Linked DNA regions of Homo sapiens: region 2 is linked to region 1. The links are chromatin contacts, found by Hi-C or POLR2A ChIA-PET in ENCODE. All regions are on one chromosome and are shown on one strand. The core of a region is the stretch at or near the end of the contact, and the rest is flanking DNA. Distances in the headings are between cores, read along the strand shown. Region 1 overlaps TBC1D1 (TBC1 domain family member 1). Region 2 has its middle 25 kb from the start of TLR10.

The links. A loop is a pair of places that touch in the nucleus more often than their neighbours do. ChIA-PET counts read pairs that join two places held with the same protein, here RNA polymerase II (POLR2A). Pooled maps may share reads with other maps.
Region 2: a pooled map shows a loop between it and region 1 (5-fold over the local background). The contact joins two enhancer-like sites. A Hi-C loop is called at or near these places in 2 of 37 single-sample maps with no recorded cell type and 7 of 50 pooled maps. POLR2A ChIA-PET finds 5 or more read pairs at or near these places in 3 of 52 experiments (T-cell, activated CD4-positive, alpha-beta T cell and activated naive CD4-positive, alpha-beta T cell).

Annotation. Positions count from the first base shown.
Region 1 is chr4:38,059,780-38,064,980 of GRCh38, reverse strand. All of the region lies in intron 14 of TBC1D1 (TBC1 domain family member 1), which reads right to left. Among named protein-coding and RNA genes, the nearest start is that of PTTG2, 100 kb to the right of the region's middle. Within about 2 kb of position 2,798, at least 12 of the 41 ENCODE cell types and tissues checked have a DNase peak (open chromatin) inside an H3K27ac peak, as active enhancers do.
Region 2 is chr4:38,755,311-38,760,965 of GRCh38, reverse strand. It overlaps the pseudogene RNA5SP158. Among named protein-coding and RNA genes, the nearest start is that of TLR10, 25 kb to the left of the region's middle. RefSeq lists an enhancer at 3,489-3,618. Within about 2 kb of position 1,250, at least 9 of the 41 ENCODE cell types and tissues checked have a DNase peak (open chromatin) inside an H3K27ac peak, as active enhancers do.

The sequences.
Region 1 (5,201 bases), core at 1,549-4,048:
CCAGCCTGGGTGACAGAGCAAGACTCCATCTCAAAGAAAAAAAAAAAAGAAATGTAGGCTGGGCATGGTGGCTCACGCCTGTAATCCCAGCACTTTTTGGGAGGCCGAGGCAGGTGAATCGCGAGGTCGGGAGATGAAGACCATCCTGGTCAACGTGGTGAAACCCCGTCTCTACTAAAAACACAAAAAATTAGCCGGGCATGGCAGCGCACGCCTGTAGTCCCAGCTACTTGGGAGGCTGAGGCAGGAGAATTCCTTGAACCTGGGAGGTGGAGGTGGCAGTGAGCGGAGATCGCACCACTGCACTCCAGCCTGGGCGACAGAGCAAGATTGTCTCAAAAAAAAAAAAAAAAAGAAATGTAGCTCTGTGTGAATGCTACCAACCTGTGGCCCTCTGGCTGCCTCCCAGCTGCAGGGTCCCTGATGGAGGCACCATGGAGACTTGGCTTCCCCCAGCCTTCCCACACACTCATGAGGGCAGTGCCAGAAACCAGGGCAGCCTCCGTTTCAGCCTAGGCAGAAGAAAGGCACATGGCAGCCTGCAGGAAAGCCTAGGGCCAGCAGGACCAAACCCTTCCCATCCCTGCTGGCTTAACCATCCCCGTGGGTAGAATCACAGGTAAGGCCCCCCTGGAGGAGGAGTTTCCACACCAGCTCACATTCAACACACAAAAACACATACATCAATGTTCACAGCGGTATTATCCGTAACAGCCAAAAGTGCAAACAATCCAAATGCCTCTCGACTGGTAAAGGATAAACCATATGTGATGTCTCTATACAACGGAATATTAATAAGTCATTAAAAAAGAATGGATTACTGGTATGTATTATGACATAATGAATTTTGAAAACATGTTAAATCAAAGAAGCCAGACACAAAAGACCACATATTATATGATTGCACTTAGATGAAGTGTTCAGAATAGGCAAATCTATAGAGACAGAAAGTAGATTAGGGGCTGTCTATGGTTAGAGGTGGACGGCAGTAGATTGGCAAGTGACAACTACAGGTTTTTTTCTAGGGGGACAAAAAATGTTTCAAAATTAGACTGCGGTGGGTCGGGCTCACGCCTGTAATCCCAACACTTTGGGAGGCTGAGGCAGAAGGATCACTTGAGGCCATGAGTTGTAGACCAGTCTGGCCAACATGGTGAAACCCCGTCTCTAGTAAACATATAAAAATTAGCCAGGCTTGGTGGGGCATGCCTGTAATCCCAGCTACTCAGGTCGCTGAGGCATGAGAATCACTTGAACCCAGGAGGCAGAGGTTGCAATGAGCCGAGATCGCACCACTGCACTCCAGCCTGGGCGACAGAGCAATACTCCGTCTCAAAAAATAAAAAATAAAAAAAATTAGACTGTGGTCATGGTCACACAACTCTGTGGATATACCAAAAAATAACCTCACAACATTGAATTGTACATTTTAAATGAACAAACTGTATAGGATGTGAATTATATCTCAATAAAGCTGTTTTTTAAACAAAACAAATCTATCCTTCTAAAAAAACTCCCTCCTCAGAGCTGATCCAACCCTTCCTTCCCTTGCAGGGCTGCCTGTTTACTGAAGCAGGCAATAGGGTACACAGAGGACCAGGGACCAGGATGAGGCAAATAGGCCCCCAGGGTGTAATCCTTAGGAGACACTCACTCTCAAGGTCCTGGAAGTTCAGGGTCCACACCTGCCAGGCCCTGAAAGTGAATGCCTCCTTACATTTTGCACCCTGGACACGTGCTGGCCTCACTCTAGTCCCAGCCCTGATTTTGAGGCTGCTCATGTTCATGTATGTCCACAAATTCTATCCACCTGGAAATATTTTCAAACTACTCGTCATTCACTTGCTTTAAACTCTTCAATGGCTCCCTGGTATAGGTTAAAATTCAAAGGTTAACAGATCAAGATCACTCACTTTGGACATTCTCCTGCAGGCACACAGGCACACACTCTAGAGTTAGACCAGCCCTAAGGAGGAATCTGCTGTCAGGTGCTGTAGCATCGTCATGGGTCAGCTGGTATCAGAACAGGAGGGCAGGGATTCAAATCCAGGCGATGTGACTCTAGCATCTCAGCATCCAAGCCCTCAGCCCTCTTCCCCTCAGCCCTCCTACCAAGCAGCACTGGCTCAGGTGCTATCTTGTGTCACCAATAACCTTAGCTCCAGCCCTCACACAGTGTTATGGACTGGCTGTTTAAACGCCGGAGGTTCACTAGGAAAAGCTCAGTCAGTGTTAACTCACAATTGTTAACAGGCACAAAAATAGCAAGTCGAGGTAAAATCTTGCCATTCACTGTGACTTCCTTGACTTTTGAAATGACAAGCCAAGAAGCACAATGGGGTGTGGGGGCGGCGCAGGGTGGGTGGGGTAGGGGGCGGATGGGGAGGTGATCAAGTATCTTTAACCATAGAAATCCATGAACAATCAGATTCTTGGCTTGCAATATTTTATCTTGAACCTGGTCTTTGTTCACCACAGAAAAGCAAAGTTATACAGAAAGTAAATTAAGAACAATCTTAAAAATCCACGTCTCTGCCAACTGAAGACAACTTTTTTCTTCCGTGTTTTGCCCATGCCCTAAAACCCTGTAGAAAAAGAAAAACATCTAGATTTCAGAAAGTAGCTCTCCATTCAAATAAGTTGCAAATGAGCAAGGAATATAAATATTATAGCAAGATCAAAAACAAAAACACGCAGGGAAAAAAAAAAAAACAAGCACACTTTTCCGGGATTGGAAAGAAACAAGGGCAATCAAGATGCGGGGAGCAACACTGCCACCAAGTGGTGACAGTTTCTCAAGTCACCCTCTGAGGTCCGAATTGAGGTCAACCCTCTCAACGTGGCAGCAATCAGAATCCTGAGGAGTCTAAAAAGAAAGAATTCAGGCCCAGACCCCATCCCCACACTCACTGACAGTGAGGGAGACAGCCAGGAAGGCATGTCTGGCCCATGTTTTAAAAAATCTCCCCAGGTGCTTTTGGTGCACAGATGTCACTATGCTTGTATTTTCCAGCAAAGTTTCACCTGCAGTTTATTCCACTTATCCACTAAAATTTCCTGCTGGTACGTAAATTATTGAAAACTATATATGACACATGTAAATCATGTTTCATGTAAAACATGTAAATCATGTTTCAAATCAGTTCCTAAGTTTTTCACAATAATATAAATTGGTCATCATAAAGATTCAGATTATATACTTCAGTTTAGGCATTACTGTTTATTACTGCTTACATCTCAATTGATATCTAATATCTAATCCACTAGACTTAATGTTACTATAAACTAGGCATATTGACATAGCTACATCCACAAGACAAAAAAAACTTTGAACTTAAGTTTCACTGGACTATTTCTTATACAATGGGTTTCAAATCAATAAATTATTCTTATCTATATTAGGCTTTTTTTTACAAGACATATAAAGTCTGAAAGCTTCTATTGTTGGTGAAATGCACAATATAATCTGAAATGCTTAAAGGAAAAGTATAAAACTAAATTTAATATTGTTCCCTAGCACATAGAGGTAAATAAAATGATTTTTCCCCGTTTCAAAGTTGGGAGTTGCCTTAAAAATTGTTTCTTAATAACAAAGGATTATCTTTTGCATAATACACCCAGAGAGAAAATTATGGAGATTATGTACTACCAGATATCTAGTCAGAAGTTGATTTTCAGCATTTTTTTTTTGTAGGCTTGACAATTAGGTTAGAGCCCACGGCTGAGAAAACAAACGCCCACACTGTGTCTCCTGTGCTCCATAAGAGATAAGGCCTTGCCTCCCTGGAAAACCAAAGGGCAGGAAAGACGCAAAGCACCATACATTTGGGTTCACCTGGCATATGGTCAAATCTTTCTTTAAACCTTACCATGTTTTTAATCACTGCATTTTCCCCATCACACTCACTCTTTGCTTCTTCAGACAGCACAACTCTTCTCAAAAAATATCCCTGATGACTCAGACTTATTTGAGACTTGAGAGACTCCTGGAGTCCATCACTAGAGACCCAGGGCAGCCTGACAGACAGGCCTAACCTAGGATGCATCAAAGATCTGGACTGGATTTCCCACGGTTGTTTATTCTAAGCCCTGCCTCCTCACAGTGGACCTGAAACATCAGCCTCACTGGGGAGCTTGTTAGAACTTCAGAACCCACCCGGACCTACTGCAACAGAGTCTGCCTTTTAACAAGATTTCCAGAAGACTCCAAGCACATCAAGTTTGTAAAACACCGCTCTAAACCATGATCTGAAGAAAGCCTCTTAATCAACAGGTGTATGAGGTCTTCATCTGACAGATGAGACTGCCTCTATCTGCTTTACCTTCAGTACAGGCCAACGATGGCGATCCACAGTGAGGTTCTGAAAAAGAGAGAAGGCTGTCACACAGACGTAAGCATCCTTACCCTTTACTCAGAGGAGCAAATATGTCTCTCTCATGAACAGACACTTCTCAAAAGAAGATATTCATACAGCCAACAAACATGAAAAAAAGCTCAACATCACTGATCATTAGAGAAATGCAAATCAAAACCACAAGGAGATACTGTCTCACACCAGTCAGAACGGTGATTATTAAAAAGTCAAGAAACAACAGATGCTGGTGAGGTTGCGGAGAAGTAAGAATGCTTTTACACTGTTGGTGAGAATGTAAATTAGTTCAAACATTGTAGAAGATGGTGTGGCAATTCCTCAAAGATCTAGAACTAGAAATACCATTTGACCCAGCAATCCCATTCCTGGGTACATAACCAAAGGAATATAAACCACTCTGTTACAAAGATACATGCATGCATATGTTCACTGCAGCACTATTCACAATAGCAAAGACATGGAATCAACCCAAATGCCCATCAATGATAGACTAGATAAAGAAAATGTGGTACATATACACCATGGACTACTATGCAGCCATAAAAATGAATGAGACCATGTCCTTTGCAGGGACATGGATGAAGCTGAAAGCCATTATCCTCAGCAAACTAACGCAGGAACAGAAAACCAAACACCACATGTTTTTGCTCATAGATGGGAGCTGAATCATGAGAACACATGGACATAGGAAAGGGAACAACAAACACTGGAGCCTGTTGGGGGGCGGCAGGGAGCAGGGAGAGCATTACGAAAAATAACCACATGCTGGACTTAATACCTAGGTGATGGGTTGATAGGTACAGCAAACCACCATGGCACACGTTTAAC
Region 2 (5,655 bases), core at 1-2,500, 700 kb before region 1:
CACTCCTGTCCCTAATTAGAAACAACAGCAGAGAATTGCTGAAAGCTATATTCCAGCTAAAACCAGGCTGCAGCGTTCGCATCACCTGAGAGACGTCAGACATGCAGAATTTCAGGCTCCATCCCAGGCCTACTGATTCAGAAGCTGCATTTTAGCAAGATCCTGGCTGGATTTTATGCACAGTAAAGTTTGAGAAAGAAGGCTTTAAAAATGAACTGAGCAATACAATCCTTTTTTTTTTTTTGCACGGGGGGAGGTGTTCAATAGCAGAGTAGGGTGACTCTAGTTAACAACAATGTATTGTATATTTCAAAGTAGCTAGAAGAGAGAACATGAAATGTTCCCAGCACGTAGAAATGATACTCAGGGTAATGGAGACTCCAAATACCCTGACTTGATCATTACACATTTGATGCATATAACAAAATAGCACATGTACTCCATAAATATGTAAACTATCATATATCATTAAAAAAAATAAACTGAAGGCCTTAAAAAGGAATAAAATAATGGCATTTGCAGCAACCTGAATGGAATTGGAGACCATTATTCTAGGTGAAGTGACTCAGGAATGGACAATCAAACATCGCATGTTCTCACTTATAAATGGGAGCTAAGCTATGAGGCCACAAAGGCATAAGAATGATACAATGGACTTTGGGACCTCGGGGGAAAGGGTGGGAGCGGGGGGGTGAGGGATAATAGACTACAAATTGGGTACAGCGTACACTGGTTGGGTTATGAGGGCACCAAAATTTCAGAAACGACCGCTAAAGAACTTATGCGTGTAACCAAACACAATCTGTTCCACCAAAACCTATTGAAATTTTTGAAAAATTATTTTCCTAAAATAAAGGATATTTCAAGGAGTGCCTTCTCCATCTTGTGGCCCTCTGATGATGATAGCTCTGAAAGCTTTGAAAAGCTTGCAAATACCCAACTTCAGGAATAAATCACCTCTGAGACCCTCACCTGAAGACAGGATACTTCCTGCAACTCCAGGACTTTAAAGTCGGAAGAATTGTTTTTTTAAACTGGACTCTGAGGACACACTCTTAAAGTCACTCAAATTCTCTACAAAATTCTTAAGTTTTGTGTTTCTATTTCTAAAGATAATAAAAATAATTGATATGATCAAAAAACAAAAATTAACAAAAAAACACAAAAACCCCCCAAAATGAACTGAGGTTGTGTGCCCTTGTGTGAAATTTTGGGTTGCAGTGCCACCTTGAGGTCACTTTAGTATTTTTCGCTGAGCTTTGCAGTGGACGAGCTGCGTGGGACACAACAGAAGTCAGTTCATTCCTCCCTGGAGGAAACAGACCGCCCTTGTGTTAGTGCCCAGAGGTCTCCGACTGCGGCCTCTCTGGGCCACACTGTCAATTGAAGAGATATGGGCCCTCTTCCAAGGACGCCTTCTATCCAAGCTTAGAAGAATGGCTCATAGGCTAAGGCACTTTCTGCGTCAGCAACAGCAACAGATCTCAAAGAATGTCTGCCCCCATCACAAGATTTTTCATAAAATGTAGAAAGCCATTAAAGCTCAGAGGCACAAAGCATGGCTTTAGAGATCATCTAGATGAGTGAGCCCCACCTTTCAGGAATGAGAATTGCTTTATGATAATGGTTGGCATTTGCTGCATATTTACTGTGTCCCAAGCACTGTTCTAAGCACCTCCATGTACTTAGTCATTTGAACCTTAGAACAATTTAGTGAGATCAAAATAGTGATCTCTATTTTACAGACTCCTGTGTGGCAGTCATTTTGTTTGTACTATTTGTTGGTTAGGAAAATCTACACTAAGAAGAAACTATTGCTATGAATCTAGTAATTCTTGAAAATGAATTTGCATTGAATTAAATCCAATAACAGCCAATAACATCTATATATATTCAGGGAAGAGTAGTATAGAGATATAAATTATGTTATCTACCAAGCCTCAGACCACGGTTGTGGCATAGATAGACTTAGGGCCTCTTGCAACAGCTCCAAAGCTCTCCACGGTATTCTTAGCCCACAGGCTGGGAACCCCCAGTGTAGAAACACACCCCACGTGCTTTATAGATGGCACACCGTACAATCCTGAACACACCTGATTTCATCTGGTCTCTGATGATTAGTGGGATCAGGCTACCTTGGTCTTGGATGGGAGATTGTGGGGGAAGTTGCAGATGAGGAAACTGACTTCAGAAAGTTGTTATAGTTATTCTTCTAGCTTGAAAAAGCTACACTAGAGAGAAAAAGAGACCATGGGCAGTATCTCCTTTTCATTCTTCAACCTATACACCCTAGGAAGGTTAATTCTCCTAAAACACAGTTCTGTTTGGGTTATTTTCCCCCTCAAAATGACCCCCAGCTCTACCTGACTGCTTATTGTAAGGTAAAGCCATCTTCGTCTCCAAAGCAAAATCGAATACCAACCAACCTGCTTGTTGTTACTCTGTTGATGTCCCTTACCCTCTGTCTAGACTATGTGTTGCCCATAGGACAAGAAGAATGCTGGCCTTAGAGAAGACTTGGAGGGAGAGCTTTGGAGCTGTTGCAAGAGGCCCTAAGTCTATCTATGCCACAATCGTGGTCTGAGGCTTGGTAGATAACATAATTTATATCTCTATACTAGCCTTCCCTGAATATATATAGATGTTATTGGCTGTTATTAGATTTAATTCAATGCAAATTCATTTTCAAGAGTTACTAGACTCATAGCAATAGTTTCTTCTTAGTGTAGATTTTCCTAACCAACAAACAGACTTGGAGGGAGGCCACCTAGTGGCTAAGGTGACCTTCCTTGGGAAGCAGCACCTGAGTTAAGTCACCAGGAGTGCATGTTTAGGTCCTACCCAGACACAGGAAGACAGTGCCGGTGAGCCACAGAGTTGGAGGGCCTTCTCTCAAGACCGAGCGTGAGTTCACTGTGAGAAATATAGCTACTGAGGTGACCAGGTCAGTGCACATGCTGGCAGAGTTCTCTCCTGCAGGCCCTCATGGGACAAAATGGCATCATCAGAAGGCTAGTGGTTGGTATTTACTGCATATTTACTGTGTCCCAAGCACTAAGTACTCCAAGTACTTAGTCATTTGAACCTTAGAACAATTTAGTGAGATCAAAATAGTGATCTCTATTTTGCAGATTCCCGTGTGGCAGTCATTTTGTTTGTAGTATTTTTTGGTTAGGAAAGTCTACCCTAAGAAGATACTATTACTATGAATCTAGTAACTCTTGAAAATGAATTTGCATTGAATTAAGCCAATAACATCCAATAGCGTCTATATATCTTCAGGGAAGGGTAGTATAGGGATATAAATTATGTTATCTACCAAGCCTCAGACCATAGTTGTGGCATAGATAGACTTAGGGTCTCTTGCAACAGCTCCAAAGCTCTCCAAGGTATTCTTAGCCCACAAGCTGGGAACCCTCAGTGTAAAAGTACATTGGTCAGCATGTGTCTTGGCCATTTCTTGTTTCTGGCTCTGCCCAATGTCAATCTCTTCTTCTGAAAAGTACACCACTTCCTTTTTTTTTTTTTTGGCAGTGGGGACGGAGTCTCACTCTGTCACCCAGGCTGGAGTGCAGTGGCATGATCTCGGCTCACTGCAGCCTCTGTCTCACGAGTTCAAATGATTCTCCTGCCTAAGGCTCCCAAGTAGCTGGGATTACAGGCGTGTGCCACCATGTCTGGCTAATTTTTGTATTTTTAGTAGAGATGGGGTTTCACCATGTTGGCCAGGCTGGTCCCAAACTCCTGACCTCAAGTGATCCGCCAGCCTCAACCTTCCAAAGTGCTGGGATTACAGATGTGCGTCACTACACCTGACTAATTTTTGTATTTTTAGTAGAGACGGATTTCACCATGTTGGCCAGGCTGGTCTCGAACTCCTGACCTCAAGTGATCCACCCACCTTGGCCTCCCAAATTGCTAAGATTACAGGCGTGAGCTACCGTGCCCGGCTCATCATTTCCTTCGAGGCCTTCTTTCTTCCCAGGGGATATTGCCTGATAGATAGTGACCCAGATACCTGTACTGTCTAGTTCGTGGGTGGAGGCAGTCCAAGCTAGGACAATTACATACTCTCTTCCTAGTACTTGGATCTTGACCAGAGGATCAAAGGAGCAGAAAATAATTCTATTTCATCCCAGCAGTTGTGCCCTGGCTTTATGAGAGCCTGCTTTTTACACTTGCTGGTGGTCCTGGAATCCATCCCCGAGAAATATCCTGGCTCCTGCCTATTTCGAAGCCTCTACCCTCTTATTGATTTTATGAGCCCCGATGTCCTTTCCTCTCCAAAAAAAAAAAAAAACCTATTTTGAATAAGTTAATGTACTAGTCAGTTATTACTAGGATAGTATTGCAGATAAATCTCAGTAGTTAAGCAACAAAATTGTATTTTTCTAATTCACAGTTCTATTGTTCAACCAGGGTGGCTCTGCCTCAGACTTCAGGTCTGGTTTAAGTCTGTTGTCTATATTTCACATTCAAAGACAGCAGCTACTCAGGGCATGCTCATCTCATGATAAATGGAAGAGGCCAAGGAAAACCACACAAGCACATGTAAAATCTCAGGTTGGGGCTGGGCGCGGTGGCTCACACCTGTAATCCCAGCACGTTGGGAGGCTGAGGTGGGTGGATCGCTTGAAGTCAGGAGTTCAAAACCAGCCTGGCCAACATGATGAAACCCCATCTCTACTAAAAATACAAAAATTAGCCAGGCGTAGTGGTGCATGCCTGTAATCTCAGCTACTCAGGAGGCTGAGGCATGATAATCGCTTGAACCTGGGAGGTGGACATTGAAGTGAGTGGAGATCGCACCACTGCCCTCTAGCCTGCCCAACAGAGTGAGACTGTCTCAAAAAAAAAAAAAAATCGGGTTGGGCATCATGCATGTTGTCCTACATTCTGTTGGCCAAAGCAAGTCACCCAGTGAGACTCAAACTCAATTGTGTGGAGATGCATGCTGCCCACCCTACAGGCAGGTGATGCAAAGTCACTATGTAAAGGCCATAGCTGTGTGGTGATACTGTGCAGAGACAGTACAAAACTGGGACCATAGCCTACCCTGGTGAACCGGAAAATAATAAAACATTAACAAAATTAATGTTAACATAGTGACATTTATCGGTCTTTTCCTTTATGGTTTGTGTTTTCCCATCTTGTTTAAGAAATGCTTCTCTGACCCAGGGTCACCAGGAAGATATTCAGCTCTGTTTTGTTTTTCACACTGAAATCTTTAGTCCAGGGTATGACTGAAGCTAGGATCTAATTTTGAGTTTTTGCTAATGGCTGATTAATTGCCCCAGTATTATTATTTTTGAATAATTCACCCTATTTCCACTGACCTGTAATATCACTTTTGCCAACTATCAAGTTTCTATAAATGCAGGAAAGTCTTCCTGGACATGCTATTTCCATTTCATTGTTTTGTTTGTCAGTCTCTGTGCTGATCCCATGCTTCTCAAATATTTACTATTTAGCCTTCATTTAAAATCAAACTTGTCAAATTCCACAACGTACACTAAAAATACCGATCGATATTTTGTTTTGAACTACTTTGAATTAAAGAGTAATATGAGAGGAAGAAAAGTGTTCAAGGTTATAAATTTTTCATAAAGAACATAGTTCTCCATTTATTTCAGTCTCTTTAATTACATTTGATAA